Linked DNA regions of Homo sapiens: region 2 is linked to region 1. A link is an interaction called in ENCODE POLR2A ChIA-PET data of the cell type or tissue named here. Cell type or tissue: K562. All regions are shown on one strand. Each heading gives the region's core, and the rest is flanking DNA. Links, peaks and the distances in the headings are about the cores only. Region 1 has its middle 46 kb from the start of TMED3. Region 2 has its middle 39 kb from the start of MIR184.

Region 1 (5,378 bases), core at 117-5,116:
GTGGGTGCCTGTAATCCCAGCTACTTGGGAGGCTGAGGCAGGAGAATGGCTTGAACCTGGGAGGCGGAGGTTGCAGTGAGCTGAGATTGCGCCACTGCACTCCAGCCTGGGCAATAGAGCAAGACTCCGTCTCAAAAAAAAAAAAAAAAAAAACTGAGCCTTCTCCTTCAAATAAACTGTACCTCTCCTCTGGTATGCAAATAAGCACACAGTCCACTTTTGTTTTGAGTTGCAATTTTGTTCCTTCCAGCTACATAAGCCTCCTCACTTCCCTTGTCTTCCCCCGTGGGCAGAATCCAATTTGTCTGAGTGCCTCTCCTGGGATGGCCAGAGCTGTACTCCTGATAGATGAGGTGCTGCTGCACTCTCTCTTGTTCCAGCCACTGCACTCCCAGTAGATGCAGGTTTGGCATGCAAAAAGCCCCTTCCCATCCCCACTCCCTTTCTTAGTTATCCTCAGACTGATCCAGACTGGAGGAATCAGGAACCCTGTCCAGGCCACGGCTCTCCTGTCCCTGCTATCCACCACCCACTTATCTGAGAAGTTCACAGCAAACTTTTCCTTCAAGGAGCAAATAGGCCCAGCCATTTCACCCCAGGGAAAGCTGCATGGAAGCTGCCTGCTTTCTATGAAATTTCGTTTTAAGCATCAGGCAAATAAGAAAATGTTGGGGTCTTAGAAAGTATTTTTTCTTTGCTGAATATCCACTGATGGAAATACTGTTAACTGGAAGGCAGTGGTCAGAGGTCCTAGGGTGGACCCGTGATCTCCTTCGGGATGGGCCTGAGGGATGCTTCTGTTAACCTCCTAATCTTGAAGTTGGATCCTACAGATGGCTGTCACAAGAGACAGACTCCACCCCCACCATCCCCAGCTTCCATCCCAGCCAGGTACCAGTCACTCTCAACCTGCTCAGTCTAGACTGCAATCCACAGCCAAACATAATTTTCTTCTGTCAGCAGCATCCCTGAACCATTTGCCTAGACACACACAGTAGGGTTGTTGTCTGAAACCTCAGAAATAAAAAGTGAGCCATTTAAAGTTTTATGCTTTGAAGTGGCAAAATGATGTCACACTTGAAGGTGCTGGCCTCAAGTCCTGACCTTGCAGCTGTCTGCTTCTCCTGGCTGTTCACAGGGTTGTGAGACAGCAGGCCCCCAGAAAATTCCTCGGACACAGCCTCCTCCCAGCCTGGCTCTGCTCACTGCGCTATCCAGTGCCTTGGGCCTCTGATGGAAGACAACGAGTAGGACTGACCTCCATACTCTGGTCTTCCCCTCATGACATAAACAGGCATGCTTCAGTGGCCCATCCCGTTAGGGTCAACTTGCTGATTGCTGATTTATCTGATAAATGAACGTATGCTCACAGAGAAGCCGAGACGGGTACATTAATAGTGTGTTACATCTCCCAAGAAGGATGTTGATACAGAATTTTCAAACAGAGCAATTGGAGACTTAGACTCACAAGACCAAAGAATCCTAGGGTATGATGGCATGCAGGGACTTAAACAATGGTATAAACCAATGCATTAACTTCCCAGATGGGAAAGCTGAGGCTCAGAAAAGGGAAGTGAGTTTTTCAGTCCTTTGCAACTACTAAGAAGTACAGCCATGCTTCCTGATTTCCCAGCCAGTGTTCTTCCAACTGCCTTTGCAATCAACTGAAATCAGAGTGGACTCAATACACAGAGCGGAGGGCCGCCAGCTCCCTCTACAGTGGCCCAGACTCCAAATGCCCCCAGCACGGCAGTCCTCCCAGTAGGAGATGAGCCTACATTCACAGACAATAGGACCCCAAGGAGAAGGAGGTATAACACTAGTTCAAGAAGACGTGTTCTGCTTTAAAAAAAAAAAAAGTTTAAATTCTAAAATTAATAATGTAATAATGTGCTTGCTTTTTTTTTTTTTTTTTTTTTGAGGCAGGGTGGAGTGCAGTGGCACAATCACAGTTCACTGCAGCCTCAACCTCCCAGGCTTAAGCAATCCTACTGCCTCAGCGTCTCAAGTAGCTAGGACCACAGGCATGCACTGCCATGCTTGGCAATTTTTTTTTTTTCTGTAGAAATGGGAGTCTCACTATGTGGCCCAGGCTGGTCTTGAATTCCTGGGATCAAGCGATCCTCCCACCTCAGTTTCCCAAAATGCCAGGATTATACACACGAGCCACCATGCCCAGCCGTGTGCTTGTTTTTTTAAAATATGAAAGAGTATAACATAGAAAATGGATCCTCTTCTCCAGAAGTATTAGCTATTAAGCTGGTGTATCTTTTCAAATGCTCATACACATATAAACATATGCATATTTGTATATGTTTATATGTTTGTTCATAACTGTGTTTATGTGTATATTCTTTTTATTTTAAATGGGTTCATACTACACATTCTGTTTTTCAGTTTGCTTTCCCTTGTTTCCCGGAATAGATCAAGCACACTTGTCTATGTCTGCACATGTAAATGTCCCTCTTATTTTAATGCCTACATAATATTCCACAGTGTTGCATATCTTACCTTATTTAACTTACTGATGAATATTTGGATTGTTTTCAGTTTGGGGAGGTTATAAATAATGCTGCAGTGAATATCTCTACACAGATCTTAGAGCACTGCTGAGATGTGTGGGATAAATTCCTGAAAAGAAAAATGCAAGTTAAAGGGGATGAATGCTTTCAACTGAATTTTTTAGAGTGAGCTGCTCTGACCCCCTTGCGTAGACCTCCCCCATCCCCTGACACTCTCCATCCTTTTGCCCTGCTCTTTGGATCTCCATCACAGCACTGCACTCATCACCATCTGAGAGAGTGCATATGAATGTATGTGTTTGTTGTTCATTTTCTTCTTCTGGAAATTTCATGACAGCAGGGGCTTTGGCTGTCTTTTCACTACTGGAGCTGTTCACTGCTGCCATCCAGGTCCTAGGACAGTGTCTAGCATGTGGTAGGTGCCAAAGGAACATTCTTAAATTCATTTATTCTTCCATTCATTCACCAAATATATATTGAGCACCTTTTATGTGCCAACATTGTTCTAAACTCTGAGGATACAGCACTAAAGAAAACAGACACAAACCCCACCCTGTCGCTAAATGAATGAAAGGGGTTGTTCTAATGGGGGGACATTTGGGACTGGGGAACACTTTAAACTCTTCAAAGCACACAGCTTTTCCTCGCCAATCTAACAAAATCCTGTTGAACCACTTCATCCCTGCAGAAAGTGTCACGTGGACACATATTGATGCTGGGTCCAGAGGCAGTCTCTTCCATGTACTTTGCCACCCAGGACATGTGCTGGGAGCTGGGCAAACAGACAATCAGAATGTCCCATTAAGCTCAGTTCCCCCAACTAATGAGGACAAGCTGGACCAGAAGACTGTTATGTTGCTGACATCTCTGACATTTAGTTTATAATAATGATGTTTACTTGGGCTGAAACATCTAAAATTAAACCTCCCACTTAAAACTTAAACGGTAAATTACATTTTCTCGAACTTTCAGTCAATTCATCCATAAAAACTAGCTGTAATGTGGGCAGTAGATGCCACCCAGGAAACCACAAATGGAAAAGGCAATGGATGCGCTCAGAGAAAGGGAGGACAAGCCATTCAGTGGAGGGTCAGGCCGGCTCCTTGGAGCTTGGTTTCCTGATGGCTCACACCTGCTGGCGTGCTCACCCCAGATCCCGAGACTAGTCTGATCCAAGGGGTGAGGACTGGAGCCCCTTTTCCCACCCTCAAATCTGTCCTTTTGCTGAGGGTTGCAGTGTATTTGCCAAGCCAAGGATGGATGCTTAAAATTGTGAAGCCATGTCGGACAACTGGTTATTGTGGATGTCTGGCTTGAAATTGCAGCACCCCAGGACTGGAGCCCTGCTTTTGATAGCAAGCTGGTTTTCTGAGACTCTGGAAGTCTTCTTTCTGGCTGAGTCACTCCTTTGGGTGAGCTGGTGTGGCTTTCTTTCACATACAGTTCCTTCCCTCCAATCAGCCCAGCCACCTAACCTACGGGCTGGATCCACTGTTGCAAATGACCCTCCTGTGCTGGGCACTCCCACCACCTCCAGGTTTAGAAGTGAGTCTATAGGGCCCCTTCTGGCAGCTGTGATCATACAAGTGAGCTATGTTGTTTTTGGATACACACTGAATAACTCTACAGAGTGGGCTTTTTGGATGTCACAGCTGACTTCCTGGTCTAGTACACAGTGTTTTGGAGTTACTTAATTGGTGAATTGGTGTAATATCCTAGCTCATTTCAGAAGCATCTGGGGTTCTCAATAATGGGATATTAAGAGGAATAAAGGGCTTACTTCCTGTATTACTGGTACCAAGTGGGTATGTAAACCCAGTGGCAGGGATTGGCAAGGGTAGGCAAGACCTCTGATACTCAACTGATCCCCTCTCCTGATTCGTCCTGGCCTTTGCTGCTTAAATAAGAGAAATAACTCATAGAGGGCATTATGGGGCTAAGGTCATGCCTGATGATGCTTCTCCACCCCAACATCTTCACCCCAGAGAAAGATCAGAATCAAGCTAAAAACGGAATGGGGGGGCAGAGCTTGAAGGGGAACAGTTGAAATTTAGAGCTTGGGCCCCCACAGGGAATGACCCTATGTGGCTTCGGCCTCCTGGGATTGGCAGTATCTTTGCTCTGCTTCTATCTTGCTCCATGTGATGGGAGGGGTAAGATGGGCCTGAGGCTTCCTGCAAAGAGTCCCCTTTTTTCCTTAGTGAACCTTTCCTTGAATTTTTCTTTTTTTTTTTTTTTGCCTCTTCTATTCATTGGAGTGTTTTCACAGGGAGTCTGAACTTAGGCACAAGAGACCAAGAGTCCAAATTGTTTGCTCTTAGCAAAGGCTAAGAACCTGTTATCAGCAGACAGAATCCATAGAAGAAGACTACATGATCTGCACCACACAAGCCCAATGGCTGAGGGTTCTGGCTGCGGCAAAGCCTTGGGTGGTAAAGAAAGGAGAATTTCCTGAGCTTGTTCTCTGTGCAGAAAACTTCCCCCAGGATCTGTCTAGCTGAGGCTCACTGTACTTAAGGAAACTGTTGGTCAAGGACTTGGATGTTCTAGATTATGGCTCCTGGACATTTCTGTCTCCTCCTCTGCCCTCCATACTCCCCTCCTCACCCCACAGAGAACAGCCAAGCCTATAACTTTCATTTTCTGGAAAGAAATTAGTGACAAGAATACTGGGAACTTTGCATCAGGCAAAATGAAGTTTTACACATCCCTAGTTAATCTCAGAAACTACACACCTCAATTCTTCTTAAAATTTCAAAGAATACATCCCAACTACTCATGCAAAGTCCTTTTCCTGCAACTATGTTCTTTTCTTTAGGCTTGTGTGAGGGCAATGAAGGGTTCAGTCCACAATCT
Region 2 (5,378 bases), core at 302-5,301, 190 kb after region 1:
GGCTCTGGGTCAGGGTGCAACTTAGGGGAAAGGCAAGTAAAGCCCATAGCACCGCAGAGCCAGTGGGATGTGGGGGCAGGGGAGACTCATCTTTAGAAAGGGAACAGCTGATCCACTCCACGGCAGTGCCTAGAGAGGGGCCACCTGCCAGTCCAGGGTGGTGTCAGGGGAAGCATAATCATCTCTGCCTTGCTCCAGAAGAAATTGCTGGGATGTCCCCAGGAGCCCAGCAGAGGGCTGGTAGAAGAGGGTGGGCGCTTTGGGGTCCAGAGCCAGATCTAATCCCAGAAGAGCCAGGCATGATGATCCAAACTGAAACAGGGGCTTCTAACCAGGGCCTAAAGCCTGTGAGAGTGCACATGGCACGGGACCTGGGAATCTGAGGTCCCTGTGATCCCAGGGAAGACTCAAGTCTGGGGCAGCCAGGGAGCTCAGCAAGGCAACAAGCAGGGCGATGGGATGAGAGGTTTGGGTCAGAAATGCAGCAGTCTGGTGTGACAGGCAGCCCCTTCAAGGAGTGGAGGAGAAAGAGTGGCAGCAACTGCCCCCTGCCAACCACTGACTAACCCTCTGGACACAACGTTCGTTCTGCACAAGGAGAGAAGGGTCAGCAGGGATGGGCCTGATGAGGAAGACCTTGTAACACCATGGATGTGGGGACCCTGCAGGGTCAGCATCTCCTTTGGGGTTGAAAAGGAGCATGGTTTTGGCCCAGTTCAGCTCTGGAGTCTGGAAAAGGGAAAGGCTCACCCAAGGTCACCCTGCAGGTAGGCAGCGGAGGCAGGAGCAGATGCCAGATCACATGGTGCCTCCACAGCCCCTGGTGGCCTCCCCTATAACAACACAGAATTGAGAGTGCTGTTTTTTCTCTCACACATGCGCAGCAGCATTCCTAAGCACCCACGTGCCCTGGGCTGCCCTGCGCAGAACGTTTTCCTGTCACATGGCTGGAGATTTGTCTTGTAATCATTACTATTAATTTTAACTTTGGAGGGCATCCAACATACTCAATCTCATGTAACGGAGCCCTCTTCTGATTCTGCAAGGTCTTCTGAATTCCCCTTTTGCAAATAAGGAAACTGAGGTTCAGATAGGCTAGGTAACTTACTCAAGGTCACACAACTAATTAGTGGCAGAGCCTGGATTCAGACCCTTTGCCGAAACCCTACCAGAGCGAGTCAGCATGTCCACACACTTTTACCCACCTCTGACAGTCTATGGCTGTCTGCTCCTCTCTGGCCCCCTCCTAGACATGTAGACAACCAGAGAACAGGCTTTCAATTTCTCCTTTTAAAATTTGCTCACCTTAGTCTTAAAAGACAAATGCCCTTATGCTGACCCAAGGGAAGGCTGAAAATCGCAGGAGGCCCCCTGCTAAAACGAATCAACACCGGCTAGACCTCCCTCAGGTTCAAGATGAGATCATCCCCTGAAACAGGAAGCATTGCCTCCCACCAGACCAGTCCTCGTGTTTTCTCTGGAACAGGGATGGGGGTGGCCAGCGCAGGGGTCTGCGTTGCAGAGCATCTTTCCCCAAGGGAGCTACAGATATTGCAGGTGCTTAAGTCTTCATGAAGCCTGCGTTCAGCCTGGCCTTCGCAAGGAGACAGGTCCACAGAGCCACAGTACAAATCTCATGCAGAGTGTACAATAACAAAAGAATGCCCCCCCTTCCAGAACTGAAACGTGCATGAACTAAGAGGATTCGTGTAAAGAACCCAGGTCAGAGGCTGTACCATCTCATCTGTGAAATGAGAAGAATAAACAAGAAAAACATTCACCTCCATGGGGAGTTTGAATAGACACATTAATCCCTGGGCATAGGTGCCCAGTACAGATTAGCCCAATTTAAACAAACAAAAAAAATGATGATGTTTCTTCTGCTAAAAAGTGTTTTTATCATTTGTCTCTTTACATTTTGAGATTTTATGTCTAATTCTAAAGCAATCCATATTATTTACCTTTTCTAAAAATTTTTAAACATAAAAACAAATTTTTAACATAAAATATGCTGAGCAGCATTCATTCAAACCAAAATTAAGCACCTTTGTAATCCCACCATTTTGTTTAGTCTATAAAGAAGTGAATGCTTCACCCCTCTCCCAACCCCTCTCCCCACTGGCAACAACTATTAACTCTCTTGTGGTTCCTTCCAGGTCTTTATCTCTGTTTAAATAAATACATGTTGACATATGCAATAGATAAATAATGATCAAAGGCATTCTAAGTATCTTCCTTATGTAAGAAAGAATAATAAGCATGTTAAATAAGAAGAAAAAATTATAATGTTTTAAAATATAAAAGATAGGGCACCCTATCAGTGGACTGACCCTGCACAGCTGCCTCCTGCCCTGTGCCCTGGGTCAGTGGGCAGCCAGGGCTGCAGGGAGTGGCTGTGACTCAGTCTGACCACTGACCCAGGCAGACAGGGGAATGCAGGCAGGAAATGTCAGGCGCCCATCAGGGGAATGGGGCTTATCGATGTGGCATCGGCACCTGCCTCTGGGGAGCTTCAAGAAGTGCTCTGCATGGAGCTGACAGGTCCATTAGTTGTCAGTTCTGGCCATATCTTACTGGACTGGCAATGCAGCCCACAGCCAGCTGGAAGACACGCCCAGATAACACGATCCTGCAGGGTGTAACAGGACATCGTGCCTTTGCTGGCAGTCATAATAAATACCAATTGCTGAGTAATGACAACACAGGGTGTTTTTGCTGGTATTCCTATTTAACCCCCTCACAACACTCCTGAAAGATAGCTTTGATTGACTCCACTTGTAAATGAGGAAACCGAGGCTCAGAGGAGTGAAGTTACCAGCCCAAGATCACAGGAGGAGGGAGAAAGCCCACATTTTCATCACATTCCCTATGGTCAGAGGAGCAGTTCATGGTCTCATACTCTTCATGTTACCCCACATGAAAGAAAATTTTCTCCCCACTTGACAGAGGAGGAAATTGAGACTGAGAGAAGTCAAAATCTGTATCCTTCCAATCAGAAAAGCCCTATTCTTCCCTTCTGGGGCCCAGCGTGGAGGTGGTGCTGGGAAATTCTGAGAAGGGCAGGTTGCATAACATCCTTGTTCTCCGCCAAAAGCTGCAAACACCCACTTACCCCATTCACGAATCTGGGCAATGAGTAGTGGGAGTCAGGGAAAGATATTTTAAAAAATTATCTTCAGTCAGGGAATTTCACAGTATAATTATATAGTGAGGACACCAAATTAGCAGAAAGAAGGGACTGCCAGATGCAGCAGCCACACACCACTGCCTACATCCCCATGTTCACAGCCGGCTCACAGCCTCTGGGGTGGGCTGGGGAACTCTCCCTCTAGATCCTAAATACACATGACTCTTTAACTGATAGAAAGATATCACTGGAAGACTCCACAAAGACCATCAACCCCAATCCCCTCACCTTACACTTAGGGAAACTGAGGTCCCATAAGAGAAGCTGTGTGTTTGAAGTCACTCCCTGATAGGCTCAGGACTAAGGGCCAGTCCCCTAGCTCCAGCCCCTGCCTCCAGACCCACCCAGCTCCTTGGAGCCAAGAGACAGAAATAAACCATGCTTGGGCTTTTAGAGTCCAAAATAAATGCATGTACAGCTCTTTGCATTGTTACCATGGTTATAGATAACAAGGGCTGTGGCAAAGCACAGCAAATTAGTTAATGATGAGAGAGAAACTTCCAACAGTGACACGTTCTGCATGAACAAACTGCTTTCCTGATTCAGTGGCAGGCTGGACCCCAGTGGCAGGGCAAGTGTCTGTGGTGAGCAGGAGAGTAATTACGGTGGAGGTGAGAGCAGGCATAGCATGTTATTCATGGCCTGTCTCCGCCTTCCCCCCTCCCTCTGTCACCAAACAGAATGTGAACAATGGAAGACTCACATGATCTGTTTCAGCCTTGCCTCCCAGGCTGTCAGGAGAGGCGGTGGTTGTGTTCCCTCTGAGACCCACAGGGAGGCAGCCGCTGGCTCTTGGCAGGATGGGAGGTTAGCACTTGAGCTCAGGAGTTCGAGACCAGCCTAGGCAACATAGTGAGACCCTATCACTACCAAAAATAATTTTAAAAATTAGCCTGGCATGGTAGCATGTGCCTGTATTCTCAGCTACTAAAGAGGCTGAGTTGGGAGGATTGCTTGAGTCCAGGAAGTTGAGGCTGCAGCAGTGAGCCATGATCATGTCTTTGCATTCCAGCCTAGCAGACAGAGCAAGTACCTGTCTCAAAATAACAACAGCAAAAAGGAATTTGGCAAGGCTAAACACTTAAGTCTTCCATAAGCCTTGCTTGATCACTCAGTGAATTTCCTCTTTGTCCTCAAGCTCCTGAGGCACCTGGCTCCAGTCCTTACCTGTGGTGGTTTGAAAAACTGGCTGCAGTTCTTCTCCCCATTATATCCACACCTCTTTGCAATGTGACTTTGCTGCTTCCCCCATGAAGAGAAAGAGTCCATTTCCCCTCCTCTTGACTCTGGACTGTCCTATTAACTCACTTTGACCAACAGGATGTGTGGCTGTGCTATAAGTACTGAGTTCTTTGTCTCTGACCCAGGAGTCTCATGTCTTCTGCCAGAATCTATGAAACAGTTACACACTAACCTATTAGCATATGAATAGGGTAAAAATCAAAACTCAGATCTAATACCAACCAGCCATGCTCTTGCCCTAAGACAATCGCAGTCTCTGTTCCCTCAGCATGGAATACATTTCCCTCACCAATCCACATGGCTTACTCTCTAACTTCCTTCAAATCTGCATTAGTCCTTCCTCTGAGAAGCAGATGCTGCAATGGATTAATCATGCAAGGCTTTTATTAGGGGAAATGCCTTGCAAAAGGAATTAGGGATGGAGCAGAGGAAGGCGGGGGTTGTAGTGGGATCATGGTACAAGTCTGACCCCAGGGGAAGGAGAAAAGAGAGAAGGTAGACTGGAAGCCTCCTCTAGTGCTGGGCAGGCTAGGAAAGTTTTGACAAAACCTTCAGGGAGTCCCTGAGCTAAAGTGTGCTGATGAGGAAGTCCCAAGTCTCCCAGGAGACATAGCCTTCATACAAAAGCAGCAATGAATTTCAAAATGAAATAGCCGTGGCCTTCTGTCAGTTATGCTCCCTGTAGTAGAAGGTCTCACAAGACACTTTATCATGGCCACCATAAGACCTCTGCTGAGATGCCCCAGTCTTCCCTGACCACTCCATATGAAAGACCAAGTCCCCCTCAGTGCCCTTTCATTCTTCCCTGCTTTATGCTTTTTAATTGCTCTTATCACCACTGATTATGTAATTACTTGCTTACTTGCCTCATGGCAGCAGAAATTTTTGTCTGTTTCGTTCTCTGCTATATCCTAGGACATTGAATAGTCTCTGGCACTCAAAATAAAAA

The links. ChIA-PET counts read pairs that join two places held together with the same protein. Peaks named below come from ENCODE experiments on the same cell type or tissue, not always from the same donor. Only the 100,000 strongest peaks of a DNase experiment are listed, where the experiment ranks them.
Region 2: POLR2A ChIA-PET joins it to region 1 with 5 read pairs; 2 of 35 experiments call an interaction of 5 or more read pairs at or near these places.

What each region holds. Positions count from the first base shown.
Region 1 is chr15:79,354,006-79,359,383 of GRCh38, reverse strand. It overlaps a transcript of TMED3 not described here. Among named protein-coding and RNA genes, the nearest start is that of TMED3, 46 kb to the right of the region's middle. In K562, for the core only: no CTCF peak of the experiment used is centred there; no DNase peak of the experiment used is centred there.
Region 2 is chr15:79,167,622-79,172,999 of GRCh38, reverse strand. No RefSeq gene overlaps it. Among named protein-coding and RNA genes, the nearest start is that of MIR184, 39 kb to the left of the region's middle. In K562, for the core only: a CTCF peak has its summit at 823; DNase peaks (open chromatin) are centred at 839, 2,569 and 3,920; H3K27me3 peaks cover 1,045 bases.